2 separate regions of the Homo sapiens genome follow, and region 1 is linked to region 2. The links are chromatin loops, found by intact Hi-C in ENCODE. Cell type or tissue: endothelial cell of umbilical vein. All regions are shown on one strand. Links, peaks and the distances in the headings refer to the core of each region. The heading gives the core; the rest is flanking DNA. Region 1 has its middle 690 kb from the start of DIAPH3-AS1. Region 2 overlaps LOC105370223 (a long non-coding RNA gene).

Region 1 (16,574 bases), core at 2,734-10,733, 52 kb after region 2:
GCACCTGACAACATAAAAAGTAAATGACCTGCATGGATTGCAGGAGGCCAACACAGTAAAATCATGCTAGTAAAACATTTAAAGTTATTTTTGCTACTACATCTGACTCCATCCAGGCATCCAAATTTCCATGCTCTCTCTCCTTTTTTTTCTGCTTTCAGCACAAAGGCTGATCTAAAATCAATCCTTTACAGCTTAGCGGGGATATGTCTCAGAGCCAAGGTGGACCTAGCTGAATTGCCCAGTGGCCTGTTCCCAGAAATGTATGCAGATAAAGTATTTCATATACTTGTACAGTGTAATTGTTTTCTATTATTTCCACTGTTTTAAAATATTTTCATTATAAGTGAATAGTTTTCTGCTATACAAGGCCAAATGCATTTTTGTGGAGTAGCATGAAAGATAACAATTTTTAAAATAGTGTTCAATGAGGGGATGTGATCTAAATTTCAAAACCATTGACATCCATACTTTTAGAAAGCAACCTGTTTGAGACTTCAAATTATATGAATGCTAAATCAGAAATTAAAGGCATTTAAACACCACAAATTACTCTTGATGACATGTATTTGCTCTGGAGCAGGGGTCTGAGTATCATTGCGGAAAGTCAGAGAAACCACTGAGGTTATAAGCAAGAGTGACGAAAGAAATGTGACACAGAAAATCAATTTGTTAGTGATGTGGAGAATGGACCAGAAAGGACAGAGGTGCAGGCAAGGGAATTAGAAAGCTCCTGCTATGTATATGTCACTAAACAGTGTATTTCACACATCTAATCTCACTCATTGCAACAGATATTTTCATATTCATTTTACAAATGAAAGAACTGAGGCTCAAGGAAACAAAATAGCTTGCCCAGGATCACATTGCTATTAAATATCAGTGCCAATTTAGGGGAAGAGATTGTACAAAATTGACTTACAATATCCTAGACTACAAGAGACCTTAGATCAATTACTATGATAATCCTGTCTTCAGACCAGTGCTTTCAACTTGGCTAATCATTGGAATCACCTGAAGAGCTGTTCAGACTACCCAGTTCACCGTCCCACACCAAAATTATTCTGATGATCAGCACAGTTAGGAAACTTCTGCTGCAATATAGGTGATTGTCTAGTCAGTCTACTGAAAAAGAAGCTAAGTCCAAGAGATTATTAATTCAGCATTAGATTTACTGAATTTGAGATAATGGCAGGGCATTCAGTAGGCCCAAGGAATAATTTAGCTAGAGAGATGAGACCAGATCTGGAAAGAAATATCAGAACTAAAGGAATAAATTTTGAAATTGTCTGCATGGAGATGATAGTTGGAGTCATGCAAGGTCTTCCAGGAAGAAAAGAAATACAGGGGTTAAAGGCAAAATTTTAATGAATATCCATGGAGGTAGAATGGGAAGAGGTCAAGGAACAAGTAGACATGACTGAGTAGTATTTAGACAGAAGCTCTACCAGAAAAATGCAGTGCCACAGAGGCCAGATGAATGAATTCCAATTCTACAACTATCAAAGATGTACTAAAACAACAACAACAACAACAAACAAACAACAAAAAACCATGGATTTGATCATGGGAAAATTACTGGTGAATTCTGAGTATTATCTGGGGTAGAAGGCAGATGATGGGATTGACTTAGCCAATGAGAAAAGGAAGGCAGCACGTGTAGGGCTCCAAGAAGTTTAATACTGAAAGAAAGGGAAGAAAAAAATGGTAGCACCTGGATCAGCAAGGTCAACGGAGAATGTTTTAATTGCTACTGTCATTGGGCTATTTGGCTAACTCTAGGTGGGAAAGCAGTTTAATAACTTACTTTAACTATGAAAAAATTTACCTCAAACCCAGAAATATCCATTAAACTGAAGATTTGTGGACTGTTTTTATCCGTGTGAGTCAGGGAAGTGCACTGCATTTGCAGGAAAAAGTCCAGGTATGTATGCCAGGTATAAAAGATCGGTTTCACCTGTGCAGTCTATCCAGCACAGCTGATTAGGGCTCTCTACCTTCTGGATGCTGCCGCTGGCACAGAGGCTGTCTTGGAACAGAAGAGCTTGAGCTCTTTATGCTGTAATAGCTAAGCCAGCACTTTTACCCCTTGCTGGCCTTGAGGCCAGCTTGTCCAAGGCACTGAGGACACATGTGCAGTATCATATGTCCCTCTCTTCTTTAAATTAGGTCAGCCAAAATTCAAGTTTACTTTTGTTTTGATGATGGGGGGTGGGATGATTGGCCAGGGCAGGGCTTTAGACCTCTGGATCATGTGCTGCAATCCAGCCTACCAGAATGTTTCCTGATGAGGTCTGGGTGCCAAGTCAACTTAGCAATACAGTGCCACTGTTTTTCCTTTCCATTACTCCTTACTTGCATATACCCCTCATTGAGGAAGTTGACTTTGGGCTGGAGTAGAATTCAGATATTTCTGGGTCTCCTGGCCATTTGGCCATCCCAAGCCCATCCCAACTTCCAAGGCCACATTTGGACAGGGGAAAGCAGCACACAATGTCTAGAGCATGAAGGACAAACCAAGTCAAACTCCATATGGGAAAACTAAGTTTAAAATAACTTAGAGGCCAGGCACAGTGGCTCACGTCTGTAATCTTAGCAGTTTGGGAGGCCGAGATGGGTGGATCACCCAAGGTCAGGGATTCAAGACCAGCCTGGCCAACATGGTGAAACCCCATCTCTACTAAGAATACAAAAATTAGCCAGACATGGTGGTGCATGCCTGTAATCCCAGCTACTTGGGAGGCTGAGGCAGGAGAATCACTTGAACCAGGAGGTGGAGGTTGCAGTGAGCCAAGATGGTGCCACTGCACTCCAGCCTGGGCTACAGAGTGAGACTCTGTCTCAAAAGTAAATAAAATGAAATAAAATAACTTAAGAGACCGTATACCAGCGCCAACCACCATCTCAATATTAGCTAATGGCCTCCATTTCCATTTCACAGAAAAAAAAAGAAGGTGCCACATGGTAAGTCCATAACTTTCCACTGCCTGCATCCCACTCACCCTCTTCCCCTGCTTCCCTTCTCTTATAATTCAGAAAGATCCTTTCTTCCATATTAGGTCAATCCTTGTACCTTGTATGTGCACTTTGAATTCCATCCTTACTGCCTTTCTAAGAATCTTTCTTTTTCTTCTAACAAATTGTTGATTACCCACTCTCTTTCTTATATCTTCATCTTCTCCCTCTCAACCGGATTCTTTTCATCCTTAAGAATGCCCAAGGCTTCGTGATGGCTCACCCCTGTAATCCCAGCACTTTGGGAGGCCGAGGCGGGCGGATCACGAGGTCAGGAGATCGAGACCATCCTGGCTAACACGGTGAAATCCCGTCTCTACTGAAAATACAAAAAAAAATATTAGCTGGGCATGATGGCGGGCGCCTGTAGTCCCAGCTACTCCGGAGGCTGAGGCAGGAGAATGGCTAGAATGGCGTGAACCCGGAAGGCGGAGCTTGCAGTGAGCAGAGATCAGGCCACTGCACTCCAGCCTGGGCGACAGAGTGAGACTCCGTGTCAAGAAAACAAAGCAAAACAAAAAAAGAATGCCCAAGGCTTTCTTTTTGTTTTAACCCCTACCCCAGGTCTGAGCTCGATTTCTGAGTAAAGAGGTTCAGGCTTATTGTCCATATGTTGCCATCAGCCTCTTTAATTCTAAGCTTCTCCAACTCACTCCCAGTCCATCACCCTACTGAAGTGGTTCTTAGTTCTATTGCGGCCACTCCACCTTGAGCACATTCAATTGGCATTTTCAGCTTTCGCCCCACTTGAATTCTTAGGAATCACTCCTAACAATGGTCACTTCCTCAGTCTAGAAATTTAGAAACTCTACCCAGCTCAAGTACAGGACCCACATTCTCCTGTGTTATTTTGTTCGGTTTATTCCTTCTTAATCTTCTTTCCTGACCTATCCTGTTCTACTTGGCTGTTAATATTTAGCTATTGGTAGCATCATTTCCCAACCCTTTTCTCAGTCTATGCTCTCTCCCATGACTAGCTTCCATGCCCATCTGTAAATTAATAACCCCCGGTATCTATACTCACTCCAGTCCTCTCTTCTGATCTCTAGTTCTACAAACTGAACTTTCTATTTTAAAATCCCTATTAGTATAAACATTTTTCAAGCTGTTCATGCTCCAAAATGAACTCAAGATCTTCTCTCACCTTAAACCTGATTTTCTTATATTGTTCCTTCTTTGAGTTAATGTAACTTGTACAATCCAGAAATGTATAAGTAATCCTTATACTTCCATATCCAGTTCATTTATAAGCCATAAGATTTTACCTCCTGAATATCTCTGATGTTTTTCCATTTCTTTTTGTCCTTGCAGTCACCATTCCACTCCAAACTACTATCATCTTTCCCTCACACTGCTGTAATCAATCCCTAATTGGTCTCTCTACATCTACTCTTGCAGGCATGCAGTGGGCAGTGGGATGATCTTGGCTCACTGCAACCTTCACCTTCCAGGTTCAAGCGACTCTTGTGCCTCAGCCACCTGAGTAGCTGGGATTACAGGTATGTGCCACCATGTCCTGCTAATTTTTGTAATTTTAGTAGAGATAGGGTTTTGCCATGGTGGCCTGGCTTGTCTCAAAACTCCTGACCTCAGGTGACCTGCCCCCCTCAGCCTCCTAAAGTGCTGGGATTATAGGTGTGACCCACCGCACCTGGCCTCCAATTGGTTTTCTACAGTACAACCAGTATTATATTTCAAATCTGATCTTGTCACCCTCTCACTTTAAGCTTTTTAGTGCTTCTCATGGGTCTTAGGATCTTACAAGGCCCTGCATGATCCAGCCCGTTTGTCTCTCCAACCTGGCCCTCATCTCACACATTCTCTCACTTTGTTTTTGCTTGCATTCTTTCCTCTTCCTGGAATCAATCTATCTATCTATCTATCATCTATCTATCTATCTCTTCCATATTTCTTACACACACGCACAACTTTCCTTAGTTGAATCAAACACACTTTTCCTAAATACTCACATAAACAAGCCTTCATAACCTGCCCCTCCTTCACCTCTAACCCCCTCCCCATTATATCTCCTCATAGCACAATGTGCCTTTCCTTTACCATTTTATCACAGTGTCTAATTATGCATTTATTTAAGCTTATATAACTGTTTTACTCCATGACTATCCTGGAAGCCCCCTGAAGTCATATTCTTAATACTAAACAAGGCTTGGCCCAGGAAACCACAAATATTTTATTGAATTTGACCTATTAAGTTTGACCAAGAGGCCATAGACAAGATTAGGTTTAAAGTTCAAAATATCAAAGTTCAGGATCATGCTTGGGTCAAGCTGGAGAAGAGGTGGTCTTGGGATTCTAGGCCTCATATTTAATGCTCTGTGGATGTGCAGGTGAGTCATGCTGCCTCAAAGAAAGGGAGCAAGGCAGATGCTCTCACCGTCTCAAAGGATTGTAAATTAAATAACACTATGCATGCAAAAGTGTTTTATAAGCTAGAAAAGCTGTTGTTCATAAATTTGATTTAAGCCCATATAATGTGAGATAAGATTGATGAAGGCAGGGAAAGTCTTTTATCCACAGCTCTAACCCCAGTGCTGAGAACAGTAGCAGAACATAGTAGAAGCTCACTACTTGCTTATCAATGAATAAATGGATATCCCTCTTATTAAAATAAGCTAACAGAAGAATTTCTTAACCACATTTGTTGAATGATTAAATCCTATTCTTTGAAGTGTCAGGCTGTCCTTAGAGAGATTTAATTCAAAGGTTCTGGAAAATAAGATAGAATTTCATATATGAAATGGTTTTTAAAAATCGAGGTGGTAGAACACCTAAGATAATCCCTTTAGGATAATTTCAAGTTATATTTCCTTAGTTAATGGCTATTAATCCTTAAAAATCAATGCAAGCACCATCTCCACTGAAAAGCCTGTCTTCACTCCCAGTCTAAGTATTCAACACACACACACACACACACACACACACACACCCCTGAACTTCTGTGGCTCTATGGGAATATTTCTTTCATAGCACTCTTCTCACTGTTTTGAAATACACTGAGATCCTTTCCACAGTCTCTAAGTTCCGTTAGGATAGCAACATTGTCTTATTCTTCTAATGATTGCTAATTCCTAACATAGTATTTGGCACTTAGTAGATGCTAAATAAGTTTTCGTCGAAATGACCTGAATCTTTGAAGACTTTCAGAGATAGTATCAATTTTATAACCTGATTTACTCATGCATTAGCTTTCAGCTGGTTTTTCAGCTAATCCCTGTTCATACCTGGAAGGAATGATAACATATCATTTCATAATAACTTTCTGGACCACTTTCAAGGTACCAGATTAATTTTAAAAGAATTCTGATCAATACTAGTTTAAATTAGGTATCAGAAAATCCAATGCATACATAAGTGTTTGCTGTATTTATATAAAGCTAAACTCAACAGTTTCTTCCATTTCCTTTCTTTCATTTAGCATGACATTTTAGCTGATATTCCTGAACTGCTGGATAGAGCAAATACATTTCTATTACAGCCAGTATTTTCCCATGGGATTCTGCCAACAGGTGCTCCAGCTTCTTAATTATCTGTACACTTTCCCTTTACTTTTTAATTACTAAAACAAGAGAATTTACTGCAATTGCTGAAAAGGCCAGATCTATTTAAATAAATAAGGCTATTCTGGATTACATACAGAATTAAATTAGGGGACCAACTGTTCCCCAACATTATATGATATATGGTCAACAGACAGCATCCTGGTGTTTTCTTTCCTGTACCTTCACTCAGCTTTGAAATTTTGGGGAAAAAGATATTTCAGGGCAATATCTTTATATTCACAACTCTCAATATTCCAAACACAGAAGGAAAACCTCACTCTTAAGAAAACCTAGCTTAATTTTCCCCCTTCCAAAATTACATACCAGCATAAGTCCATATATTCCAGATAACTTTCTTTGGTAAACATATAACTGTGTTATCCATCTGTGCAACCTCCATATATCTTTAAAACACCGCAATCCACAGAAAACTGTCTTTAAAAACAAACAATGTGAAAAGTATACAAATGTTTGATTTATTTTTCTGAAGAGAGACCTTCCCAGGAAAAAAGTTTACTGCAATATATTCAAGGTATGTGGTTTGTCTTGGGTGAAGAGTGGTGAGGGTGAACAGGGAGTCATTTTTCTGCAGTCTTCACTGTTATAGTTCTAGTCATATTTCCAAAAATGTTTATGATTTTCGAAGTTTTTTAAAAAAAGTTAGATTTGCCATGTACAAATCCTGAACTCCTCTGATGTTGCTTCATTCTTCTTTTTCCAGTAATTTTATATGTTGCTTTACATACACATGTGCAGAAGGAACACGTAAAATGCAGGTAAAAAATCTGCATTATTTCGACATATGGTTCTGGCAAAACTTTTTAAAAGCTTACTTTATTTGTCTGACTGATTTCAACTGTATTCATCACCTCCTGTTATTTTCCCTTCCCCCAAATCTCTTGCCTCAACAGAATTAACATTCTTATATGTTCTGTTTCCAAAGAACAAACTAAAGAAGCATCCCAACCATTATTGCTCTGCAGCGGCCCCTGCTGGTAAAAGACACTATACAATTTGTCCTTTGTCAGCTCTGCTTGTCAAGCCTGAATTTCCAAGGAACCATGCCACAGTCTAGCCACAATCAACCTGCAGCTTCAGCAGGTCCTAGAATGGGGCTGCTTAACCATCTGCAGGGCAGCAACTATTGCTTGTTTTCAGTGTGGAAAGAGAATGCCAGAGGAATACATATTTTGTATGAGTCTTTATTTTCCTTGTTTCTAGAACACATAAGAAAAAAAGGGATTTGAAACTGACTAAAATGATAAAAGGAAATCAATGCAGCAAAACATAGACCACCTGAAAATCTTCAGTTGAAGTACAAGTTGTGGCATGATGTCAAAGAGGCATTCTTTTCACGGAGAAGGCATATTAAATTATGCTAGTGCTGACTGCGCCTCCAAGGACTGTTGATAGATGCTTACAACAAGAAAATCTTCCTTTCTGGTTGACCTTAAAAGCTGTCTTACCCCAGGCCTTAAACGTTTCAATGTGAACATAAAACATTTTTTTCATTGATCTTATAAAAAAAATTTTCAACTTGTTCTCCTTAGTTGTTGCTTATCATCTGCCTATGCATATGGAAAGATATATATGTATATATATAGAGATGTACAGATATATTAATTCTCAGCTAAAGAATAAATACATTTATCATTCAGAATGACAGAACCAGAGTGGAAAATACCCAGGTGATTGCAATTTGTTTTGCCACGCACCCATGAAAACTCCCCGTAGTGAAAAGAAAATAGAGCAGTCAGGTTATCATAATAGAATGTATCTATTTTTCTCACGTTTATCATTGTATTTAAGCCAATCTTCTCAAACGCAGCAAAATGTGTACATTTTTAATAAGGATACTATTCCCCCAGGATTGAGCTGAATGGGGGGAAAAAGGCTGCAGAACTAATCTGCATGAACCTGAGTTGCGTAATAGGGGAAAACAAGACTTTGGGAGAAATAAAAGAGACAAGAACAATGGGAGACAGGAAACAGGACACAGAAGACAATTTGATTTGAAGATTTGGAGTATGTGCCTATTTTGGTTTCAGGAAATGTGTCTTTAAAAGGAAGGGAGAATATGCCTAAAACAATGGAAGATCCATTATTTTTTGTATACAATCTCAACAGAAATAACATGCCTTCAAAAGAGTAGCCTCAGGGTAACTTCTAATTCCTGTTTGATGAATATTATAATTTTATTTAATAGCAAATGGTACCACTAGATATGTCAGCTACCAAACGACTATTAACCAAGCCAGGTATTCCAGGTAGATTAGGCTGTGATTTTTGCAGGCTTCTCACTTAGCAACATCACGCAATGGGCAAGCCAAGGTACCAGAGGCCACCAAAGCATGGCTAGAGTAGTGCCTATTTTAATGAAACAGAATCATCCAAGTACTTTTGTTTTCCTATTCGAAAACCAAATTTGGCCTCAAAGAGCCATCTGATATAACAAAGCAGCACAACCCAGGCTGATAGAATGATAGCCTCTTCGGCAAAGCTGCTAAATAGTTGTACCTTTCAAAGCAAATGAAGACAAAGAAACCCAAACCAGACACTGTATGTTCCCTCAGTAGAAAAGATAAACTTTCACGTTGTGACAAGGAATTCTGACATATGGCAAACCTTGACAAAGCATCAGGGTACAGATGAGAAACTGTTAAGTCATCTGACCTTTGTCTGTACTCTGTTTGGCAGACACTCACAAAAATACTACCCAAGAAATATCACTTCCATAAAGCAATGCAAAAAAGTCACTAATGTATTATCAGATCTGGCAAGAAGAATGCTCTAGAATTTATTCACTGTTAATGAATTAACAATAGTAGGAGTATATTTATATGCTTTTGTGCAAAAAAAAAAAAAAAAAGACAGTAAGGTTTCATTATGCCAATGGGTATATGCTCCTTTGACAACCTTTGTGGCAGCGATTATAAAAGCAGAATCTTGGGGGGAAATGTCATGAGGGCTCAGCTTATTAAATTTTGTAAATCATAAGGCTTGTCCGTGAATGCGGAGCACTGCAGCTGATTTAGTCGTTGGCCTAGAAACTCCGCTGTTAGGACCATTAAACAGGTCCAGAGTTTAAGTTGCACTGTAAATTACACTCAAAAGAAACAGGCAGAGACTTTCGCCTTCATGTTTTCTGTCTGTGAACACTGTCACCGCAGCAGCCCTGTGAGATGGTGTCAGAATTTTACAATGATGCATCAAACTAGTGCACCTCGATTGAGCCCGCCTGAGACTATTGCAGAGTTCTGTTGTGAATTTAAATATAAAAAATAGAGAACCAAATTAAATTAGGCTTTTTCTATTTGAAAAATCTTCACAGCTGGAAGAGATACAACCAATATTCTTTTTAGGTTATGCCAGCTTTTACAGTCACTTTCAACAAATAGCTATCATTAAAAATAGCAAGGACGATGCAGTTGATCGTTTAAAAATAAAGGGTTGTCATTTTGATTTTTTTCTTAAAAGAAATAATGAATTGCCTATAGCTACCATGACTGAAACACCCCTTTAGAGGCTACAAATAAATGAAGCCATAAGGAAAGCAAAGTCATATGTCAAAGAAATCTGATCCAATTAATCATTCTTTGTAGCAGTTCTGTCATGAAACTTTCTAATGTTTTGTTTCTATTGAGATGTAAACTTCTAGCTGGTAATTTGGAGCCTACTCAGTTATTTAATGTTCTGTTAATTTTTTAAAATGAAGTTGTTTCATACAAGACTAAGTTTTGAAAGTTTCTAGTGGCCAAGTTACAAATAGTCAATTATTTCATAAGAACTGGGAAAGGAATTATTTTCTAAAATATACCAACTAAAGGAAAATAGTTTGAGGTATGAAATATAACATTATTGTGCTTATATTTTGAAAAAAGTGTGGCATTCTATAAGTGTTGCATAGTTGTAATATTTAACTGGCTGAAAATAAATATCAAAATGACCCCTATTATACTTATATAATCTGAGGATATGTGTTTACATTTTCACAAAAAGAAAACGTTTCTATTCAAAATCACTTCTAAAATGACGCCCTAAATATAGTAAACATTCAATAAATGTTGGTTGATGATAAGTCCAATTCTGCCCATTCTATAGAGTTTTGTAAGCATAAAATCTTCATTTTGTTCTCCATGGTAAATTCACCTAAGCCAATTGCCACTGGTAATTTATTAATATATCTACAAAGCCCTCTTCAAGGCAAAAGAAAATTAATGTCAATCATTGATTGAGTGCTTCCCACTGTTCCCCAAGATCCTGTATACCCAGTACTTTATGACATAACGAAACAGAATGCAGCTTGCTGAAATTGATTACAAACTTTTTCCCACTTGGACATTTTTTATGTTAAGACACAAGAATCCAATTTGGAAGATATGATTAAAATGTGGTATGATATCAATAGAAGAAGGAAAGGGCGGAAGTCAATACTGTGAGGGCTAATAAAGACAAATGTACTGTGATTCACCAGGGAAGAAATAATGGATGAAAAATTGAATATGATTCAGCAGTGTAACACTGTCACCAAAAGGCAAATGCTATATCGGATTGCATTCATAGACATATCATGAAAAACAAGCAAGGTAATTTTTCAGCAGCAGCATTTCTTAACCCTATTGGTTAGGCCAAAGTTGGAAAAGTGCAGCACTTTGGGCCACAATCATTACACAGAAAGTTACACAGAGTTTACAGGAGAACAAAAAAACAAGCACAAAGAAAAATAAATAAATAAGTACATGTCGATAGAAGATAGCTAGATGGACAAAAGAAACTATCAAGCACAAGTCTTAGAAAATCAGACTTGCTTTCAGAGATCAAGAGAAGTCAGTTGACGTTCAGCCTAAAAGCAAAGCCAAGTAAGGGAGGAAATAAAGATGCATAAAGGGAACAAGGTCTCAAAAGAAGCGGCTGCTTTCATTAGGCAGCAACAGGACCAGCAACACATGGATGCCAGTTGTTTCCTATCATGATTTACATTAAAGATAAAGAACAATCTCTAGCATATAGACAAGCAATGGTATGTCTGGGATATCAGTTGCCGGATATACTTAAAAGAATAAGTATACTCGATCTTTCAAAAGTGGATTAATGAGTACATGGCTAAAGAAACCTTCAAATATTTATAGCTATTTTCCGGTCTATACAATAGGATACCCAGTCAGATCACTAAAAGAGCAAAACGGAAAAACAAACAAACAAAAATCTGGGGAAATTGAGCTTGAAATTATAGACTCCAGGAGTCAAAGAATCTCTACTTTATCAAAAATAAATTATCTTAGAATAAAAAGATAGGAAAAATATTTGCTAATTGTATCAAGAACTTACTATATACCAGGCAGTGTCCTGTATTTTTCACCTATAAACTCCCATTTGGTACTTAAACCATCTTAAGAGCTATATACTAACTCCATGAGAAACTGAGATCTAGAATTGGTAAGCAGTTTTGCCCATAAGTTCCCACAATCAGGATTTTGAACTCTAGCGGTCTAGTTGCAGGGCTTTCGTAGGCTGTCCTGCCTTTCAGTTCCCAAGGAATATACCACAGAGTCTGATGGAACTAAATAGCATGGGCTAGGATGATAGCTAAAGCATGTATCAGTAGATAATGGCAGTTGATGAGTAAAGAAATAGCCTTATGAGGCAAAAGGAGAAAATTAGAATAGGAGTAAGGAAAGCTTTATTTCTTAATGCATGGCAATAATATTAGAAAACATATTGTGAAAGAGTAAGGAACATTCTTTCTGGTGGCTTTCTAAAATTCTAAATAGTTCAGATTTTCATTTTGCTGTGATGATTTTGTGAAACTTTTTCTGAATGTAGAGTATTAAGTTATTCAAACTCTTATAGCATATGATTTACATAAATCATAACATTGCTTTGGAAACATCACACTAGGGCCTTCAAAGAGAATATTTAAGTTGTCTAATATAGATTAATTTAATATTTAATTTCTATCTAATATAGATTAATCTCATTAATAGGGGCAACTGGCTACAAAAATCACATCCTCAAATTTTGCATCTCTTGAGTCCCAGAGAAAGAAGAAGCAGTTAGAAATGGGAATTGAGAAGCACCAAAACATGTTCAGGATTATGACAATTACCTAAATCGTATCACTACGGTATAAGCACACTCAATTTAGAGACATTATTCAAAGATGCATTCATAATATAAGAAAGAAGGTCTAGTTGACAAACAGATATTGCATTTATATTGCTTCTTATAAAAATAGAAGGATTATAACTATCATAATTTTCTCTTGCCCTTATAGCTTCCAGGTATTCCAATGCCTTGGTATTCTGTTTCTCTTATTAATATTTTTCCCCTCACCTGAGCTGGTATCATTGAAAGCATATTTTATTTCTGGCCAAAATAATGGGTACAAATGACAAAACCATGATCTTAGAGTTGATATAGGACTCGGTCCTTCAATTCTCATCTGTTACCACTTTGAACATGTTCACAATAGCACAAGCCTACTGGCGATCTTTCCCCACCTGTCCATTATTCTGTTCCTCCCCACTATCCAGGGACCTTTAATGACCTTCCCAACAACATGATGTTCCTTCATAATGTGTTCATTTATCTGTCCCTTGTGGATAAAACTGCATAGATAAATGGTCACGCCCTTTCTGCTCAAGGAATTATCTCATTAAAACTGCTATGTTGGAGATGAAAACTTTTGTCCAATACAATTTTTATCTCTCACATGTAATACTGGTGAATTTGTTAACTTAATACTAGATCATAAAAATAAATAAAGTGGCCTGGTGCGGTGACTCAGGCCTGTAATCCCAGCACTTTGGGAGGCCAAGGAGGGTGGATCACAAGGTCAGGATATTGAGACCACCCTGGCCAACATGGTGAAACACCGTCTCTACTAAAAACACAAAAATTAGCTGGATGTGTTGGCGCATGCCTGTAATCCCAGCTACTCAGGAGGCTGAGGCAGGAGCACTGCTTGAACCAGGCAGTCAGAGGTTGCAGCGATCTGAGATTGCACCACGGCACTCCAGCCTGGTGACAGAGCAAGACTCTGTCTCAAAAAATATAAATAAATAAATAAATAAATAAATAAATAAATAAAGTGGATAAAGAAACACTTTATTATTTTTATCTAGTGTTAAATTAATAAATTCACCAGTATTTTTATGAGATGTAAAAATTGTATTAGACAAAAGTTTTTATCTCCAACATAACAGTTTTAATGAGAGAATTCCTTGAGCAGAAAGGGATAGACTGGATAAAGAAAATGTGGTACACACACATCATGGAATACTATTCAGCCATTAAAAAAATGAGAAAATGAGATCATGTCTTTTGCAGGAACACGGACAGAGCTGGAGGCCATCATCCTTAGCAAACTAATGCAGGAACAGAAAACCAAATACTGTGTGTTCTCACTTATAAGTGGGAGATAAATGATGAGAACACATGGACACATAGAGGGAAACAACACACACTGGGGCCTACAGGAGGGCAGTGGGTGGGAGGAGGGAGAGGATTAGGAAAACAAATAATGGATACTGGGCTTCATACCTGGCTGATGAAATAGGCTGTATAGAAAACCCCCCATGACACCGTTTACCTATGTAACAAACCTATGCACCCTGCACATGTACCTCTGAACTTAAAAGTTAAACAAACACACACACACACACACACACACACACACACACACAAACACAAAATAAAATGTTTTTTTTTTCTGGATCCTAGATCCTGAGCTTCCTCAAAACAAAAACAAAACCAGTAACATTGTTTACATTAAATGCTGGCTCTTAACTGTTCTTTATTGAATATCCACTAAGGATAAAGCATTACTCAAACCCAGGAAGATTTAGAACAAACAGTCTTGGCTCAAATATTGGTTCTGCTACTTACTAGCTGTATAAATTGGAAACTTAACACTCCTGCACCTATTTCTGCTTGTTTAATGGGAATAACTTTACGTATGATGCCAGGATGACTATAAAAGTTAGAAGACAAATCAAATTACTATGGTCTTGCACGTAGCAAGCACCCAAAAAGAATGATGACTGTTTTTTTTTTTGTTTTTTGTTTTTTGTTTTTTGAGACGGAGTCTTGCTCTGTCACCAGGCTGGAGTGCAGTAGCGTGATCTTGGCTCACTACAACCTCCGACTCCCTGGTTCAAGCGATTCTCCTGCCTCAGCCTTTCAAGTAGCTGGATTTATAGGCACACTCCAAAGAACCTAGCTAATTTTTTATATTTTGAGTAGACATGGTGTTTCACCATGTTGGCCAGGATGGTCTCAATCGCTTGACCTCATGATCCGCCCACCTAAGCCTCCCAAAGTGTTGGGATTACAGGCGTGAGCCACTGCGCCAGGCCGAATGATGACTCCTAAGGTTACAGTTATACTGTAATAAAATGCTAAAGAGCATTAGAAAGCCTAAGAACAGACCAAAAGAAGGTAGCAGATTCTTGCACAGAAATCCTGAGAGTTGGAATTGGAAGGGCCTCTGCCAGTCTTCCATTCCTATGGACTTCCTTTGTCCCCCAGGACTTCTTCAGTTATAGGGGAGTTTCAAGAAAGTAGAGTGCCAAACCTCACATTCCTTCCAAGAGAATATCAGAATTTATTTGTTTAGTTCACCAAGCTTTCAAATAATGTTTTATTTGATAAAATGTTTCTTTTAGTGGGATAACCTTGGAAGCTATGTGAGATGTCCAGAGTTCATCCAGGTATTAATTTTTCATTCTTAAGAGTTGAGATTTTAAAAGCTTTTTAAACTACATAATAAAAACACACAATTTAGTTAAGTTCAGGGTCTCTAACATTAAAAGGAAAAAATATTCTGCATATTTTATGAGCCACAGAAATGCAAAATCCAATAATTAAGTATAGCCTGGGAGAAGATTACGGAGCAATCTGACTTTTGGACTCTATGATTAATTTTGACTTTAAGTTATGAAATCCTTGTCAGATACAATGCACAGGATCAGTTTGTCCTATCCACATCACAAAGAACCAGTTGCTTCTTGACCAGAAACTCTGATTATTAATAACTTCAGCAAACTGAGAAGGCAACCAAAAGCATCACGTGAGCAAGCTACCCTCAAAAGTGTTTGAGGAACAAAATTGTACCTCCCAAAGGAAACATTGTTCAAGCCAAGCAAATGTAGAACAAATGTAGAATATTTAAGATGATCATTTATTCATTCAGCAAATATTTATTGAGTAGTACTAGGTGCCAAGTACTATTCTGGAAACTGTGGAGACATTCATGAGCAAAACAGAAAAAGTCTCTACATTTGTAGACCTTGCTTTCTAGTCAGGAGATAAATACAGTAAACATTATTATCAAGTATAGCTGATGATACCAGTGAGTGCCCTGTTTACATTTCCTCTACACTCACTAGTTGAAGACTGTTAACTGTGAACAACTGCAACTCTCTGCCCAAGCACAAGAAGCACACTCCGCCCACACTCAAGGCAAGGCAGAAATGACTGTGGAAGTCCTGAAAGCAGCTCTCAACCAAGGACAGAAGGGGGTCTGGTAGATCCATACCCCATACTCCTCACCTTTTGGTGTAAAGCTACTGAGCCTTGGTTGTCCACAGAGATATTCTGCTTAATAATCTACCTCCCCCTGACTTGCTACCCTACTCCCCTGCCTGTTTTGCTTGGAGTAAATCCCCAAATAAACTACTGGCTCAAATTTTATCTCAGGATCTTCTTCTAGGAGAATGTGTCTGCTTCTAAACAAATAAATCATATAGTATATTAAAAGGGCCAGGCGCGGTGGCTCACACCTGTAATCCCAGCACTTTGGGAGGCCGAGGTGGGTGGATCACGAGGTCAGGAGTTCGAGACCAGCCTGGCCATCATGTTGAAACCCCATCTCTACTAAAAATACAAAAAATAGCTGGGCATGGTGGCAGGTGCCTGTAATCCCAGCTTGAGAGGCTGAGGCAGGAGAATCATTTGAACCCAGGAGGCAGAGGTTGCAGTGAGCCGAGATCGTTCCAT
Region 2 (16,574 bases), core at 3,459-11,458:
ATATCAGTTATATAACACGAAGGGAGAAGCGGCAAGGGAGTTGTTCATAAAGAAAAATCTTCCCCAAACCCCACATAACAAGCCAACTCACACAATACTCAAGAGAACTTTATTCTTTTGCTGCTCCTTCCCTGGATGGCCAAAAGTACAAATCCAGTAAATGTATGTTGATAGGTTTGAGTCTGGGAGAAACAATACCCTAACATTACAAGTCTTGGATATAGCCTGGCAAATATATGGCCAAACCAGAAAATTCTCCATTCATTACAAAAGAACTGCACAACCAACATGGTGAGTACATTAAATTACACTGAGTAGTATTTACTGGCCCTACACCTTTTGAAAAAATTGCCTTACATTTTTAAAATGACAAATTGTTTAAGTAGTTTTAGAGAGGTTAGAAATTAGACACATACCTACCTTGATCTAGCACCCTACCTTAGAAGAACAACAGCTGCCAAAGATATCAGGTTCTCAATCCTGGAACCTGTAAATGTCACCTAATGTGGAAAAAGAGTCTTTGCAGATGTGATTAAGTTAATGGTCTTGACATGGGAAAATGATCCTGGATTATATGAATGGGCCCTAAATGCAATCACAAGTGTGCTTGTAGGAGAGACACAGAGGGACATTTGATATGGACAAAGAGGAGAAGCGATATGACCATGAAAGCAGGGATTGCACTGATGTGGCCACAAGCCACGGAAGCCTTAGGGTTACCAGAAGCTCAAAGAGGCAAAGGAGTCTTCCCTAGAACCTGCATAGAGAGAGGTGTCCTTGCCCACACCTTGATTTTGGCCCAGTGATACTGATTTTGGGCTTCTGGCCTCCAGAACTACCATAGAATAACTTTTTCAAGTTTGTAGTAACTTGTTGGAGCAGCCACAGGAAGCTAATACAGATGCCTTGGGTGTAGTAGAGAATGGGGAAATTTCTCATCATTCACTCTGCACTCACCAGTTCTACACAATGTGCTCGGGGCCTTGGGTGTGTAACCTCATAAAAGAGGCAGAGCTTTAACTGCTTTAACTGAAGCCTGTTGAGTACAGGCAGTCTCCTGCGTATCCTCACACCAGAGGAGATTCAAACTTCTGTGGAATCAGAACAGGCAAGCCCACTCAGTAGCAGTTAGGCAGAGGGTAAGTGACTACATCCCTTTCGATGCAAATTACTGCAGCCAGTTCCAACTGGAAACATTGTGGTAGCACCTCAGTTTGTACGTCTCACTGGTAGGGAGAACTCAGAGGCCAGTGCGGAGTGATAGGAAGGGCGGCTCCTGGAGTAGGGTACTCTTTTCTCGGTCCAGCATTCATCAACAAAGTGACTTTGAGCAAGTTACCAACCTACTTCACAACAGTGTCCTAGGGCAGCTTTGCAATTAATTTGTAAATGCCCTTTGGCCCACAGAAAATCCATTCAGCCTGTGAGATTTGTATCTCCCAGAGCTACTGATTTGCATACCATGCAGCTATGCCAAGGAGGCAAGCATCTGCCTGCAGTAAATGCAAAGGCAGAGTTCTCTTCTATACACGCATTCCCTGGAAAATCCAAATTACAAAGAAAGGAAGAGGGAGACTATTACATTTGCTTCAGTGCCATTGACTGAATCCTATTTGACCCATTCTGATTATGTTTAGCAAACAGGTATACTGGCGAGCATTTATTTCCTCGGACCTGAGAGACTATGGGCAAAATGTGTTCAGATGCTTTTGGATCCTCAGGAAAAGGGCACTGTATAAATCCAGGGGACTGTTATGTGAGAGAGACGGAGCCTTTATCTCCCAGTCTTAATAAAGAACTAAGCATAAGGCCTATCTGACTTCTAGTTCAGACACCAAATTGACCCCTCTGGGAGTTGGGGAAGTCTCAATCTCCTTCCTGCCTTATATAGCAGTGGTAATAAAGGAGCGTGAGCTGAGGATTAACTAAAGTTCACATACTGCCTTGAAGAGAAAAGTCTTGATTTAAGTGCTGAGAATTTATATTAGTGGGAGGGGAAAAGACTAGAGAATGGCAAAAGGAATGGAAAGTTACACAAAGTTATAATGAAAAATATAAGTTGAAGCAGGTCTAAGGTAAAGATGAAAGATCAGACACAAAGTAGGGGGTAGGAAATGTGTTTTGTTTTTTTTTTTAAGAAAAAAAAAACAGGCTTTTTCTCCAGCTATGTTGGCTCCATCAGGGAATGCTCCTGTGGGTCCTAAAGGGAAGCATATCCATTAAACAGGAAAAGAATCAGGGTTCTAAGTGGAGAAAAAAAAAAAAGCAGCAAAAAATACCAGGGAACAAGAGAAAGAAAACGGTTAAAAGGCAGTAAGGGGCATGATGAAACAATAAAGAATGAAACTCTTAAGAACTTGAACAGGATCTCTAAGAGTCCATTAGCCCCCATTCATTAAAATAGCAAGGATTGCTTCCCTGACTTCATGAAATCAGAGTTAGCCCAGCCTGTCACCTTCCTGATACAAAAATAACTTGACCAAATAAAATGGCTGTGGTCTAGCCTCTTGGCATGTGGCAAAAAGAAATATTTTATTCATATTCAGATATTCTAACGTAAAATATACCGACCACCAAAACTGTATTTGTATACAGAAAAGCAATTTAACAGAACTTAGTTGAAAAGTTGAACATAATTATATTGGTTTGCAGGCTTTTATTATCAAGTAAATGGTTATCTTTTTGTTGATCAATTTGTTTTTTAATCTCATCACTTAAACTTTACCTAGATGTAGCTGACAATATAGCCTACAAAAGGTAAACATGTTAAAATTTACATAAATTGTTAGGGGCAAAGATATTATACCTTACTTTGGTATTATACATAGGTAATTCCAAAACCCATCCTGTGGTTTTGTAAAAGTCTTGGACAAAATCCATTGGATTTTGTGGTCACATGTCTCTTTGTGGTGCGAGGTGAAACAGGGGGTCGGAAAGTGACCAAACTGGGATTTAATTCACAGTCCGAAAGAAAGACAGAATTTCCCCAGCTCATGTGTGGGCAGATCTCAGATTACAAAGCCAATCTGCCATGCTCTATTTCTCTAGGAGTACACAGTCCTTTTACCCTGTTCCGAATGTGCAATTATGCCATATTGTCTATGCAGCATTTTAAGATTTAAAAATCTCATTTTTTAGCATCATCATTCATTTGCTGAACAAAAGTATCAGATAGGATCCAGCTAAGGAATCAAAACCATACCAGTTATTTTAATAAAGAGAATTTAATTAATGCAAAGAAATCTTAACTAGGATTTACAAAACTGAAAACCTGGAGGTCTCCTAGAGGTGCTAAATGTAGAAAGCAACTACCTCCCCAAGGGCTGGAGAACAAGGGGACATGCTGGGAATATTAAACTTAGAGCTACATTGTCAATATGGTAGCCACTAGCCACCAGTGGCATGGAACACTTGAAATGTGTTTAGCCCAAATTGTGATGTGCTGAAAGACTAAAATACAAATGAGATTGCAAAGATTTAGTATGAAAAAGGAGGTAAAATATCTCAATAATTTTTAGATTGCTTATATGTTGAAATGATATTTTTTGATACATTGGGTTAAACATGTATTTATTTCACCTATTTCTTTTTTACTTAAAACAAATCATGACTTTCTTGTAATAGCATTGAAATATCTATAATGTCATTACTAGAAAGTTTAAAATTTCATATGTGACTTGCCTGTTATTTCATTGGACAGGGCTAGCTTACAGGCTCAGAGGAAGGCTCCCGTGGAGCTTGGACACAGTCTTTGGAGAGGGTGCTAGAGGCTGATGTTAGCGTATCTGAGAGTAAATGATAAGGCTGGTTCCAGCACTGTAAAAATCTGCAAACTGGAACCAATTGCTGCTGAATCAACTGTCCCTGCCAGGGTAAAGAGGTGTTGTTACAGTGGTTCTGATAGGGGAAATAGAGAAACAAGGACGAAGTCTTTTCCTTCCTTAGCCTTGCAGTTTACCTCTATTGCCCCCAAGTGGTAGAACCAAACAGGAGTTCAACTCTAAGGGAGAAAAGTGACTTGCAGGGTCCCAGCCCCAACTGCACAAAGCAAAATATAGAAAGGTGAGTCTGATGTTGAGACGCAAATAGCCTAATAAAAGATGCAACAAATATTCATCAAGTGTCAGGCATGGTTTTAGATATTAGGGCTACAACCACAAACCAGACAAAGTCTCTGTCCTCATCCAGCGTCCATTCTACTGAGACACAGCAGACAACAAGCAAACACATAAACAAATAAGATGATATTTGTCTAGGCATTATGGAAAGAAAAAAAGCCATGGCTTAGAAGGTAGCAAGATGAGAGTGGGGCACACATAGCTCCCAGAGGGAGCTGCAAGAGGTCCCTGCAAGAGGCCCCTGGACACTTGTTGGTCTGCCAGAAATCCAAATTCTGCCACTAGTCACACCACCTGCATCTCATGGAGAAACATTGCCACGATTACATGGTTGCACTAAAATGCAATGCAAATATTAATGAAGATAATATTACTGCCCAGGTATGAAACAGAAAAATAATTTTATCACTGGATAAAGACATGAAAAAACTAGACTTCAAGGACATCCACCTGAGTATTCTGGCAGAAAATCATGAAATTTAGTGTTTTCATTGATTTGATAGGCTTATCCTTTAACCCAGATTCTAAGACATATGAAAGGACGTCTTGGCTCTCCAAGGAAAAGAAGCCATTGAAATTTGGTTTTCTTTTGGCTTGGCATTATACAAAAACAATGGGCCTAATAATTTCATATCAACTCAGTGCTACCCTCAGCCAAGGACGGTGGTGGCAAAGAATCCTTGTATACAATCACTGGTTGCATATTTCCAGAGAGGATCTGTCTCCTAATGGAACAGCTAGCTCACTACTCTGATTAAACAAAGTTAGTTCCTCAGATTACATTGTCAGTTCAAGACTTTGCAGACAGCCCTGTTTCATAAAGAGAAAATGAATATTATTTTTAAAAAAGAGAAACATTTTTACAACTTTGTAATTTTTAATAATCAGGACTATTGGCTTCAGAAGGCTATTGGGGCAAATAATGACTGTCCACCATCAAAATTACAAAGTTTTAAAATAATAATTATAAAAAAAGATGGGAACAAGATGAGGTCGAGCACTGATTTAGATAATGAGGTCAGTAAACGCCCCTCTCAGGAGATAATATTTGAACTAAGGTCTGAAGGGAGGTGGGGAGAAAAAAGTCTTCCAGGGCAGAAGGAATAAAACTTGCAAAGTCTCTAAAAACAGAATGACCTGGGATTGTAGTTGGAGCATAACTGTCAGGGGAAAGATGATGAGGGATGATTGGGACCAGATTATGTAGGGTCCCTGTAAGTCATGATAAGTAATGAGGATTTTAACTTAATTGCTATGGGAACCACTGTAGGATTTGAAGCAGGAGAGTGGTATGATTTGATTTACATTTGTAAAAGGTCATTCTGGCTGCTGTGTAGAGGAAGACTCTAGAGGGGCAAAAATATGAGGAAAACCAGGAAGCTAGTGCAATAGCCTAGGTAAAAGATAATGATGGCTGGGACTCTGATAGAAGCAGTGGAAATGGTAAGATAGGACTGTATTCAAGATATAAATTAGAAGTTGAGCCAACAGTTCCATTAGAGAATGGGCTGATTCATGTAATTCACTTGAGTAAATTTTTCAAAGAGCTAACATACTTTGAACACCAAAATTATTTTTAAAAAATCTTGTTTTCGTGGAAATCTTTCAAAATTGTACAAAACATTCCTTGATCTTCTTCTATAGAAAATTCCAACCAAATTTGCAAATTGTTACTTTGACTCAGATCCTGGTCTCCATTTTTGTCTGCCATCTGACACATTCCCTGTTAATTTCTTGAGTTTCTCAACTCCAATTACTTTCACTCCATATGTTAAAGCTCCCCTTGTTTTGAGGCAAATTTTAATTAGGATGGAAAGACTATTTTTCTATATAAACGAATCCATACATTGGCTATGCCATTTAGGGAGAAGCTGCACCTGCCTGACTGAGGTCAGCATCTGCCACCCCAGCCTGTTCATCAAGCCTTCTCTTACCAAAGCCCTCAACTTGGTAAGGTGATAAAATTATCTTTACTTCTGAAAACCAAAATTATCTTTGCTCTTGAGACACCAGCTATGTTTACCTGCTATACCCCACCAAGGTCAAAATCAATACAATCCACACTTACAAAAGCCAAATGACCATTTACAAAACCTAATCTTCATATTGAGTCCCAATTTCTAGTCCTTGTCTAGTTTTACTGTTCTCAGCTAATCCACAAAGATGCTGAGGTTTCATGGGGCCAATAAATGACCTTCCTTTCTTCCTTTCCCAGTTTCTAGATGGAAGTCTGAATTAGAAATCAAATTATCATTTACTAAGGGATCTAAACTAGAGCCTGTGGCTTGAATTTAAGGCCAACGGCTTTCCTAATATGTCCTCCTGAACTGAACTCAAACCACCACACTACAAACTCACCACCTGGAATGATGAAGGTGAAAGTGAAATTGGAGTGGGATGAAGAGCCTATAGAAAGTAAAGAAGGAAGAGAGAAAATAATACTTGATCCTTCATAAAGCTGGGTTCTGAAGAGGAACAGAGAAATGGAGCCATAGCTAAAGGGGATGTCAGATCAATGGAAGATTACATTATGAGAAGGGAAGTAATGGGATATGTTTATATATTCATGGAAATAATCAAGGGAGGTGGGAGAGATTAAGAATGTTGGAAAATGTATATATACATATGTATGTATGTGTATATATATGTGTGTGTGTGTGTGTGTGTGTGTGTGTGTGTGTATATATATATCAGAAAAGGGGGTGTCCTTGACAGTCAGCAGAGAGATTTCAGAGCCCCAGTAGAGAGATTGGCCTCCATAGTAACGGGTGGGAATGTAACGGTGATGGGGGCACAGGAATTTAGGTTTCTAGATTTAGTTGTGGGCAGATGGAGTTTTCATTCTGTTTTCTATTTTCTGAATGAAAAATGAAGTGAAGTATTCAGCTAAGAATGAGAGGGTGGGAGGTGTGAGAATAGAGAAAGTTTGAAATTAAAATCTTGCTGGGTAGAGAAGCAGAGTTACAGAGGAAATGATTTCTTAGTACTTGCGGAAGGCCCACTCGAAGTTTGTAATAATTTAAAGTGAAACCAGTCAGCCCATCCACGTAACTTTCTCCAGCAGTATTTGGAAAGCCAGGGATAGCCAACGAGAAGCTACGTGGACTCAACTAAACACGAGCTATTGTAGGTCAAGATGGAGAGAAATGGAGAGCAAATGGAGTTGAGGGCTTTTGCAAGAGCAAGATTATGTTAATTTAGTTAGCAATAATCATTGAACTCCTGTTATATATCAGTAACTAGGCAAAAATACTCAGCCAAGCTGTAGGGAGTTGTTAAGTACTGGCCACTGTCTGGGGCTTCCACCAGAACTGGGTGTAGATTTTTTCCTTAACCCAGCCTTCCTTTTTTTTCTTTTTCATGCTTCTTGGAAACACACACACACACACACACACACACACACACACCACACACAAACACAAAATTGGTAATATATATTTAATACTTACCATGTATCAGGTACTATGCTAGGCACTGTTTAAAAACATAAACTCGCCATTCCATATACCAATGCTGTGAAGAAATCATTATTATTAGTGCCATTTGCAGATAAGGAAGATGCGTACAAAGATGTTAAGAAACTTATGCAGATAACCATACCACTTTTGGAACTACTAACTTCACAGACCTTTGCTCCTACAGGTTAAAGTCTTCATGATTTAGGGAAAAAAACCTGAAATATTTTTCGTTAAAATAGTTAAAATTTCCCATTTTCACTTGAGTGTATAAACAACCATGCCATTATCTGCAGATCCTTTTGGAAGAAGTTAAGAACCTTAAACTCTGTTACAAAATTGAGTGGAATTTTTATTTCAAATTATCTAAGGTTACAAATTGAGCAGTCTTGCCTATACGAGTAATTATTAAAACTCTACAAACAGGCAAATAACTATTGCAGCCTCTTTCCTTCCTAAACTCTCTTGTGGGTGATACATGCTGAAGAAAACATTTATGCTTTACTTAACATTTTCTACTTAAGAGAAACAATCTGAATGTCTAAATTTGGGTCTGGAAAATAAACACAAATTTCCCTTCCATAATTCCTCTTCCTTCCTTCCTTGCTAATCAAACCAAGATAATGGTTCTGCCCTAGAAATTGCCCAATGACTAACAGGTACTATTGTTTTTCATATGAGAAACCACACTTAAGGAGACACCCCTTCTTATTTGTGAAAAATATTGCAAAATTAAGGAGGATCAAGAGAGTCAAGCAAGGGTGAAGTTCACTCACATTCTTGACAGGGAAATCAAGAGTTTTCCATTGTTCCCCTGTTATCTAGAAAAACACAGAATTCTTAAAGTTGAATCATGCAAAAGTTCCTTTGACTACTTATATTTTTCAAGACTATACTATATTTGAATATGTCCAAGTATCACTATCTGGAAAGACACACACAGGTCAGTCAGACAAATATTTAAAAAATGAACGGTACTTCCTTAACAGCAAAACTAATTGGTATGCATAGCACTGTAGCCAGGTTTGGTAATAGCTATCATTCACTGAGAATTCTCTATATTCTAAGCTGCAGGTTCTCAATCTTCATTACATATTAGAATCACTGAAGAAATTTTTGTTTCGTTTTAACTTTTTATTTTAAATTAATTTAGACTCAGAGTAGTAGAAAAAAATAGCACCAAGTGTTCTCATATATCCTTCACCTGCTTCCTATAACATTAACTCTTTACATGATCATGGTACAATGATCAGAGTCAGAAAATTAACATTGGTACAATACTATTAACTAGATTATTAGAATTGTATTAGTTGTCTCACTAACATTTTTTCTTTATTCAGTATTGGATTTATTGTTATTTCTTCTTAGTTTGTTCCAATCTTTGATACTACCTCAGTCTTTCCTTATCTTTCATAACCTCAACCCTTTTGAAGGGTGCTGATCAAGTTATTTCATAGAATTTCCCTCAGTGTAGGTTTTTCTGATGTTTTCTCATATTCAGAATGAAGTGATGCATTTCTGTAAGAATACCACAGAAGTGATGGGCGCTTCTCAGTGTGTCAGATCAAGGGGTTTGTGATATTAACATCCTATTCTTGCTGCTGTTAACTTTGATTGCTTGGTTCAGGTCACATTTACTGGGTTTCCCCATGGTAATATTACTATTTTTCCCTTTGCAGTTATACATATCTTAGGGATAACACTTTGCAACTCTGCAAATACTGTTTCTTGTCAAACTTGCATCCACTTGTTTTAACATCCGTCAATAGATCTTGTCTACAACAATTGTTACTGTGGTGTTTGTCTAATGGTGAGTCCTTCTACACTTAGTGTTTGGAATTCCACCTGAGGAGATTTTTTTAAATGCTCATACCTTGCCCCCACCAGAGAGCAATTAAATGAAAACTTACTAAGCATATAATCACATGTCCTCACAATAAGGCTAATAGGCTGATATTATTATAATATTATTACCTGCATTTAAATATGAGTAAATTGATACTCAGAATGACATAATAACTTACATTTTTTGTGCCACTAAGTAGTGAAGACAAGACAGAAATTCTAAGCTGCCTGTCTCTAAAACTCATGCTCTTTTCACTGTCCCATCCTCTCTCCATCAAAGTTCAGCTCATTCTTCCTGATGTTAAATTCTGCCCCATTTAAAGCCTACTCTCTCTCCCAACTTCAATCATCTGTAATTTTTGCCTAGATCATTCCAGGGTTAGACACATCTTTTTTTCCGGAAACTTTTGACATCCACCTTCCTTAAGAGTTAGGAACAGCTGTCAGCTACATTATTTGTCTTCACCTGGAGAATAGATCATTGCTGAAAAATTTGTAGATGAAAGAGTATATCTCACACACACACACACACACACATATCAAATCATTTATGTGTTTAGGATAATAAACAAATAAACAATATTTTAATGAAATATAATCCAAATGCTCTCTGAGCGAGTTAAATTCATCAGGCATTGAAACATCAAAAACTATGCATGCAGTCAGTGGTTAAGAGCAAGGTTCTGAAGCCAGGCAGATCTGAGTTAGAGTTTAGCAAAGCACTCAAAGACATTGAACATGTCTTTTAACCTCTTTAAGGTTTAATTTCCTAATTTTTAAAATACACTTCTTGCGAAGAGTCAATGAACTCTTAGCACAGGGCACAAGCAATTAGCAAATATGAGCTTTTAAAAAAAAAACCACTATAACCAAACTGCTTCTTGACAAGAGACAAGTGCTTTTAAAGAAGATTCTGGGGCCAAACGTGAGAGAAGTAAGCTTAGAGAATTTGGATTTTTAAGAGACCAGATGTTGCGGGAGTGTACAGGAGTTTTGGAACTGTCAGAGGGGCACATCAGGCCTCTGATAGAGAAGGAGAAAGGGAAATGGAGTGTGTGAACAGTCTTGATTGATTTCCCTTGTGGAGGCAACTATCAGTACAGAGCTAGATAGCTGCCAATCAGTTATGGTATCATCTGAATGTAAAGGTAAAGTTTTCCCAAGAACGTCTTTCAGGAAGGATATTATATGTGTGTATCATGGAGATAAGAAATTTTGTCTATTTCAGTCATTTCTATACTCCAAAAACACTACCTAGCATATAGTAACTGTTCAATAAATATTAATAACTGTTGGATTAATGGATAAATGAATGAATGCATGATAGATTCAAAAGACCATATTAAGAAGCTTAGCTCCTTAATTAGGAAGGTATGCCCCATAAATTCAAAAGACCATATCAAGCTTAGCTCCTTAATAAGGAAGGTATGCCCCATTGCTTACAGCGTTTTCTCTTGTGGAGAAGGGTAAGCAAATTAGGGAGCAGGGCTGATTTTCTCAAGTCTGTAGAAAAAAAGCCTGAGTGCACCTACCAGCTGCTATTCCTCTCTTCCTCTTCCTCATTTTAGAGTTTAGAGTTTCCTCTAAACCTTTGTTGAACAAATAAGGAATGGTAATTTTTTTTTAAGGATGCAAAATTGTAAACTGGTAGGACATTTATAAATCTGTTAGACCTTGGCTGTATGTCACTGAAAATTACATATATACTAGGGAAAGCAGTCATTGCTTGCCCAGCTATGAAAATGTGAAATAAGATGCCTGTGGCAAAGACTGGAAGTTGCTTTTTTCACGTTCATGCTTAATGAGAGAACCTGAGGAATGTGCCTAGCTGAAGAATTGTATTTCCCAACCACATTTGTAAATCCAAGTAGTCACTGTGATGTAAGAGACCTCCAGGGAAACTCTTTTGCCCCTGGCTCTTACTATTATTATCCCTGCCTGGAATGAAGACATGATGGCTGGAGCTCCGTGAGTCATCTTGTAATTTTGAGGATGCTGGAACAGAAAGCTATTATAAGGCCAGGTCTCTAATGATTTTCTGGAGCTGCCATACCAGCTCTGGAATTTCCAGCTCCAGGCTTGAATTATGTGGAAGAAAAATAAGTTTCTATCTTGACTATGTGACTATAGTTGGGTCAGTTGCCAGCATAATTTCAGTGTTGTACTCCCGTTAGATGAAGCATGTGTACAGCTGAATCAGTAGAAGCTAAATACGTGTCCTTTGGAGGAAGAAGGCAATTAGAAGTGTTTTTTTGTTGTTGTTGTTGTTTTGGTTGTTTTTGTTTTTGTTTTTGAGATGGAGTCTCGCTCTGTCTCCAGGCTGAAGTGCAATGGCACGATCTCAGCTCACTGCAAGCTCTGCCTCCTGGGTTCAAGCGATTCTCCTGCCTCAGCCTCCCGAGTACCTGGGACTACAGGTGTGTGCCACCACGCCCAGCTAATGTTTGTATTTTTAGTAGAGACAGGGTTTCACCATGTTGGCCAGGATAGTCTTGATCTCTTGACCTTGTGATCCGCCCTCCTCAGCCTCCCAAAGTGCTGGGATTACAGGCATGAGCCACTGCACCTGGCCTGGAAGTTTTCATTGGCAGTGTTAGTAATTATGAAGAGGGCAGGAGAAAATACAGAGCACAACTTAAGGAAACACTTCTTATGAGAGCACTATTACCTACTTTAGAGTTGAACAACAGACCTTGTACCTAAGCAAATATTTTTGTCAATAACTGGCACATTTTAGTATTGAAAATAATCATGAATCACCCAGTTCAATTACCCATCTGTTGCTCAACTCTCCTCTAGAATATTTAGGTAAGAAGTCATCCAGTTATGTTTGGCTACATCAAGTAATAAGTAACTATACTTCCCATGCCTGCCCATTTTTATCTTTGAACAATTCTGATAGTTAAATTGTTTTTTACATTAAGCTGAAATATGTTTTCCTCTAGCTTCAGTCCACTCATTCTAGTCCTGATCTTTAGAGCAATTTCAGCACATTCAATCCCTGTTCTAAGTGACAAGCCTTCAATTACCCGACTCCTCTTGAGACAGTTGCCCTTTCAGATCTTCATGTCACAATATCATTCTGAACATGTGGAAATCCACTTCTCCAAAATCCAGAGAATATGTATGACTATACCTGCTCATTCCTTTCCTAGCTATTGCATTTTTTGAAAGGAGGTGGCCATGTCCTCTCCAATTACATAACAACTTCCATTTTGCTGAAAAATTATCTTTTCACTATCAAATACAAGGTAATTATTATTTCCAGTTGTTTTTAATAACTCTGGGAGATAAATTTTGAGACAAAGCAGGTAAGGAAGTTGTCAGATGTGTACTATTAAGTGAATGAGCGTTCCATTGCATATCCCCCAATTTTTAAAATTCCCCATTTTTTCTATATGTTATACCTGTGCAACTTGTATGACCTAAATCAGAAATAAGTCATTTATTTCTTACATCAAGCTAAATGATATTTAATACATCTTCACAATAATAGTACATCTGTCCTTTCACCTTTCATTAATACTCCATGATCTCCAAGAAATTATTTTCTTAGAATTTTGGAGTTCTAAGCAGGCATAAATGAAACAACACAGAATATGACTGTAACTTTTTCCACTCAACAAAATCTGTTCCTACTGAATTGGAGCTGTTTTCCCATTACCATATTTCAAACATACCCTGCTTGCTAAGCTTTGGTGACACCAACGAGATATTTACCATCTGTGTTATGATATCTAATTCACTTGGTTACCTGCTAAAATCAAATCTATTGAGCCCACAGGATGTAATAATAACCAAAATAAATGTAACCTAAAATAGTTATTTTTAAAATGAAAAAAAATGAAATTGAAGTTTAGCCAACTGGCAATTTAGCGAGGGCATTGTAAATTTAATCAGGAACTAATCTCTGGGTTTGACACCTAAGGGCAGACATCCTATAAGGAACTTCTGCCACTTTTCTCTGCTTCCACAACTAGTGTTATGTCAAAAAGGCAAAATGAAAATGGTCAGGAGCGGCATTTACCTCATACCAGGAGAGTAAAAGTCATTTTTCAAGCTAGATTTTTAAGAGTGTAAAGCCAGGTTCACAGTTTAGGAGAAACATAGTTTCTCATTCACAATCTGTCTTCCAGCCAACCTATTCTATTACCAATATCAGGAAGGTGCAGAGATAAAATATAGTTTAAATCTCAAATCCCTCAAACCAGGCTGTCAGGGAGGGGAAAGGTCAATGCTGCCATGCTGGATAAAAGAAAGCTGATGATGACCACTGTGGTGATAGCAGCTTTTCACTTGATAAGTAGGAATTGGAAGAATTGGGATGGGATCAGCAGAAAATGAGAGTTGGGTTATTTGAGGCTTGTGCTGTTGAAGTTAGAGACAGATGTGCCCAGAGAGGGTTAGCTAAGTAGTAGGTTAGGCAATGTATGTTCAAATGGAGGTAAAGCATCTACAAGCTCTGGGACTCACTTCTCCTCTGCTAAATGCTGTAAGAGATTCTTTTCTTCTGATTCTGGAAATTTCATGCCCAAGCACAGGAGGGATAGGCGTCTTTGGTCTGTAAGTGTACTCATGTCCTCCACTGAGTTTCACTTAAGCATGTTTCTGTTTCATAAAATAAACATACAAAAATGTTCAGAAGGTTAGTGGGATATGATTTGGAGTTCTCATTCACATACAAAAATAATTGCTTGAATTATACAACTATTGTATAGAAGATAACATTTTTATTATTATCCTTATGGGCTAGTGTTGACATTTTACAAGCATGAGTGAGGATAGGATTCTTCTGTCTTCAAGGATTCCACAGGATAGGAGAGAAGATAAGGCATGCATAAGGAGCTAATACATCATCTGTACAATGGTGTATGCTTTCAGAGAGAGATACAGATAAAGAGCCCCAGAGGTTCAGAGAAAGAAGAGATGATCTCTGAACTCAAGAATACCACAAGCAAGATGGCAGATGGTAAAGCAACAGGATTCAAATAAAAGCATGTTGATTTAGTATCCTGAAACTTTACTGAAATCATTTAATAACTCTAGAAGCCTTTTGGTGGAGTCTTTAGTATTTTCTAAGTACAGAATCATATCATCAGCAAAGAGAGATACGTTAACTTCTTCTTTTCCTGTTTGGGTGCCTTTTATTTCTTTCTCTTGCCAGATGGCTCTGGCTAGAACTTCCAGTACTATGTTGAATAAGAGTGGTGAGAGTGGGCATCCTTGTCTTGTTCTAGCTCCAGCTTTTTCCCATTCAGTATAATTTTGGCTATAGGTTTGTCATACATGGCTCTTATTATTTTTAAGTATGTTCTCAATGCAACGCAGCCATAAAAAGGAATGGAAGAATGTCCTTCGTAGCAACGTGGATGCAGTTGGGGGCTGTTATTGTAAGTAAATTAATGCAGGAGCAGAAAACCAAATACCACACATTCCCACATATAAGTGGGACCTAACCATTAAGTATACATGGACATAAAGATGGGAACAACTGGAGACTACTAGATGGCGGAGCATGGGAGTGAGGTGAGGGTTGAAATGCTACCTATCAGGTACTATGATCACCACGTAGGTGATGGGATCATTTGTATACCAAACCTCAGTGACACACGGTTTACCCGTGTAACAAACCCACATATGTGCTCCCTGAGCCTAAAATACAAGTGAGAAAAACAGCAGCCACAACAACAAATGTGAGCATGGTGAGTGCTGGCTGATCTCAGTCTTACAGCCCTGCCTCAGCCACATCATTTCACTGTGCATTAGTTTCTTCAACCATTAAATGAGAAGGGGAAAATGGCATTCTTGCCCAAAGTACTCAATATCAATAGACAGGTCCCAAGCCAAACAAAAACATTGCATTGTTCATGGAAAGCTTCACAGTGCTCAGAATAGAGCAGAAGTAGCTTTGCTCTTCAAACTTTTACATGCTTCAGGATAGTCCCTACAAACTGTGACTGTGTCACCAAGCCAGAGGAGTAAAACTGGATGTTCACATGCAGCCAGTGTTAAAAGAAGGTTAATTTGTGTTAGCAAGCTGTCAAATAACCTGTCACACTTAATTATTTTTCTTCATACACAGACTCCCCCACCCCCTCGAAGTATTAAATAAGTAAATAAATAGAAAAACGTCTCCAGGATTATGTGATAATCTTTCAAGGCTACTTTGTGTCTAAATAAATAAGAAGAAAAACAAAAACACTGCTGTTCTAAAGGGCTTTTATTTTTCTCTTTGAAGGCACTGCAAAGTACTAGCCATGATATAAATTCAAGGGCAAGTGCTTTGTTCTTTATAAATTTGAATTAGTAAATTGTTCCTCTTCACCCAACATATTTTTAATGTACATAGAGATAAAATTTGATAAGTTCATAAAAACCATTAAATTAGCGCAACAAGAGGTGTTAATACAGTATAAGCACCAAAAATGCATGAGACAACCCAAAATGCAGAGAAAGTAATAGACTCTATTGTAGTATATGAATTACATTGTTAAAATGATTATTGATGTTATAGCTTATATTTCAAAGACTGCCTTTATATAATAGGTATATTGTCCAATCTGATAATGAGAAAATATGTTCTCAAGGGTATACCTGCTCATATATTATTTCTATAAAATTATAGATATGGAAGAGTTACCTGAAATAATGGGACATCTGAAAATAAGAGGCAGGGAGAAGAATCTAAAGGAATAAAATGCTTTTAAATAATACTAAAATATATCACTTTACAATTTTTTTTAAAAAGAAACTACTCTGCATCAGGTGCTTCAAAACAGAGTCAAAAAGGATGTGCGAGATCACATTATTTAGATTTCTATAGCACTGCACATTTTTCAAACATCACCTATGCATGAATTCTCAGCAATATTTTTCTATGGTTACTTGATTATAAATTAGATAAATCCTCTCTCGCTGTCTCTCCCCTTTTCTCTCTTTTATTCTGATAAAGAAATTGAGAAGGAAATGAGTTGAGTAACTTGTCTCAGCTCATGTTGAAAAAAAGACAAGATTCAGAATATCTAATAAGAGAATTTTCAAATATGATAAAAGGGGTCATGTCTGGCCAACTTAAAAAAAAAGAGAAAGAAAAATTCGTCCTTAATCATGGTTTAAACACCATTGTTTTAGGTTATGTCAGTGGTAGGGGTCACTT

Evidence for each region. Hi-C counts contacts between places; a loop is a spot of excess contacts. Peaks named below come from ENCODE experiments on the same cell type or tissue, not always from the same donor. Only the 100,000 strongest peaks of a DNase experiment are listed, where the experiment ranks them.
Region 1: a loop joins it to region 2, with 3 times the contacts of the local background. A loop is called at or near these places in 1 of 110 quality-filtered maps.

Annotation. Positions count from the first base shown.
Region 1 is chr13:59,310,955-59,327,528 of GRCh38, forward strand. No RefSeq gene overlaps it. Among named protein-coding and RNA genes, the nearest start is that of DIAPH3-AS1, 690 kb to the right of the region's middle. In endothelial cell of umbilical vein, for the core only: a CTCF peak has its summit at 7,565 (motif pointing left); DNase peaks (open chromatin) are centred at 7,577, 8,567 and 9,147; H3K27ac peaks cover 541 bases.
Region 2 is chr13:59,258,340-59,274,913 of GRCh38, forward strand. It overlaps LOC105370223 (a long non-coding RNA gene), which reads right to left. Exons shown (of 3, transcript XR_941993.3): 2 at 13,892-14,026; 3 at 7,566-7,631. It also overlaps the pseudogene RPP40P2. Among named protein-coding and RNA genes, the nearest start is that of DIAPH3-AS1, 750 kb to the right of the region's middle. In endothelial cell of umbilical vein, for the core only: no CTCF peak of the experiment used is centred there; a DNase peak (open chromatin) is centred at 8,322; H3K27ac peaks cover 1,288 bases.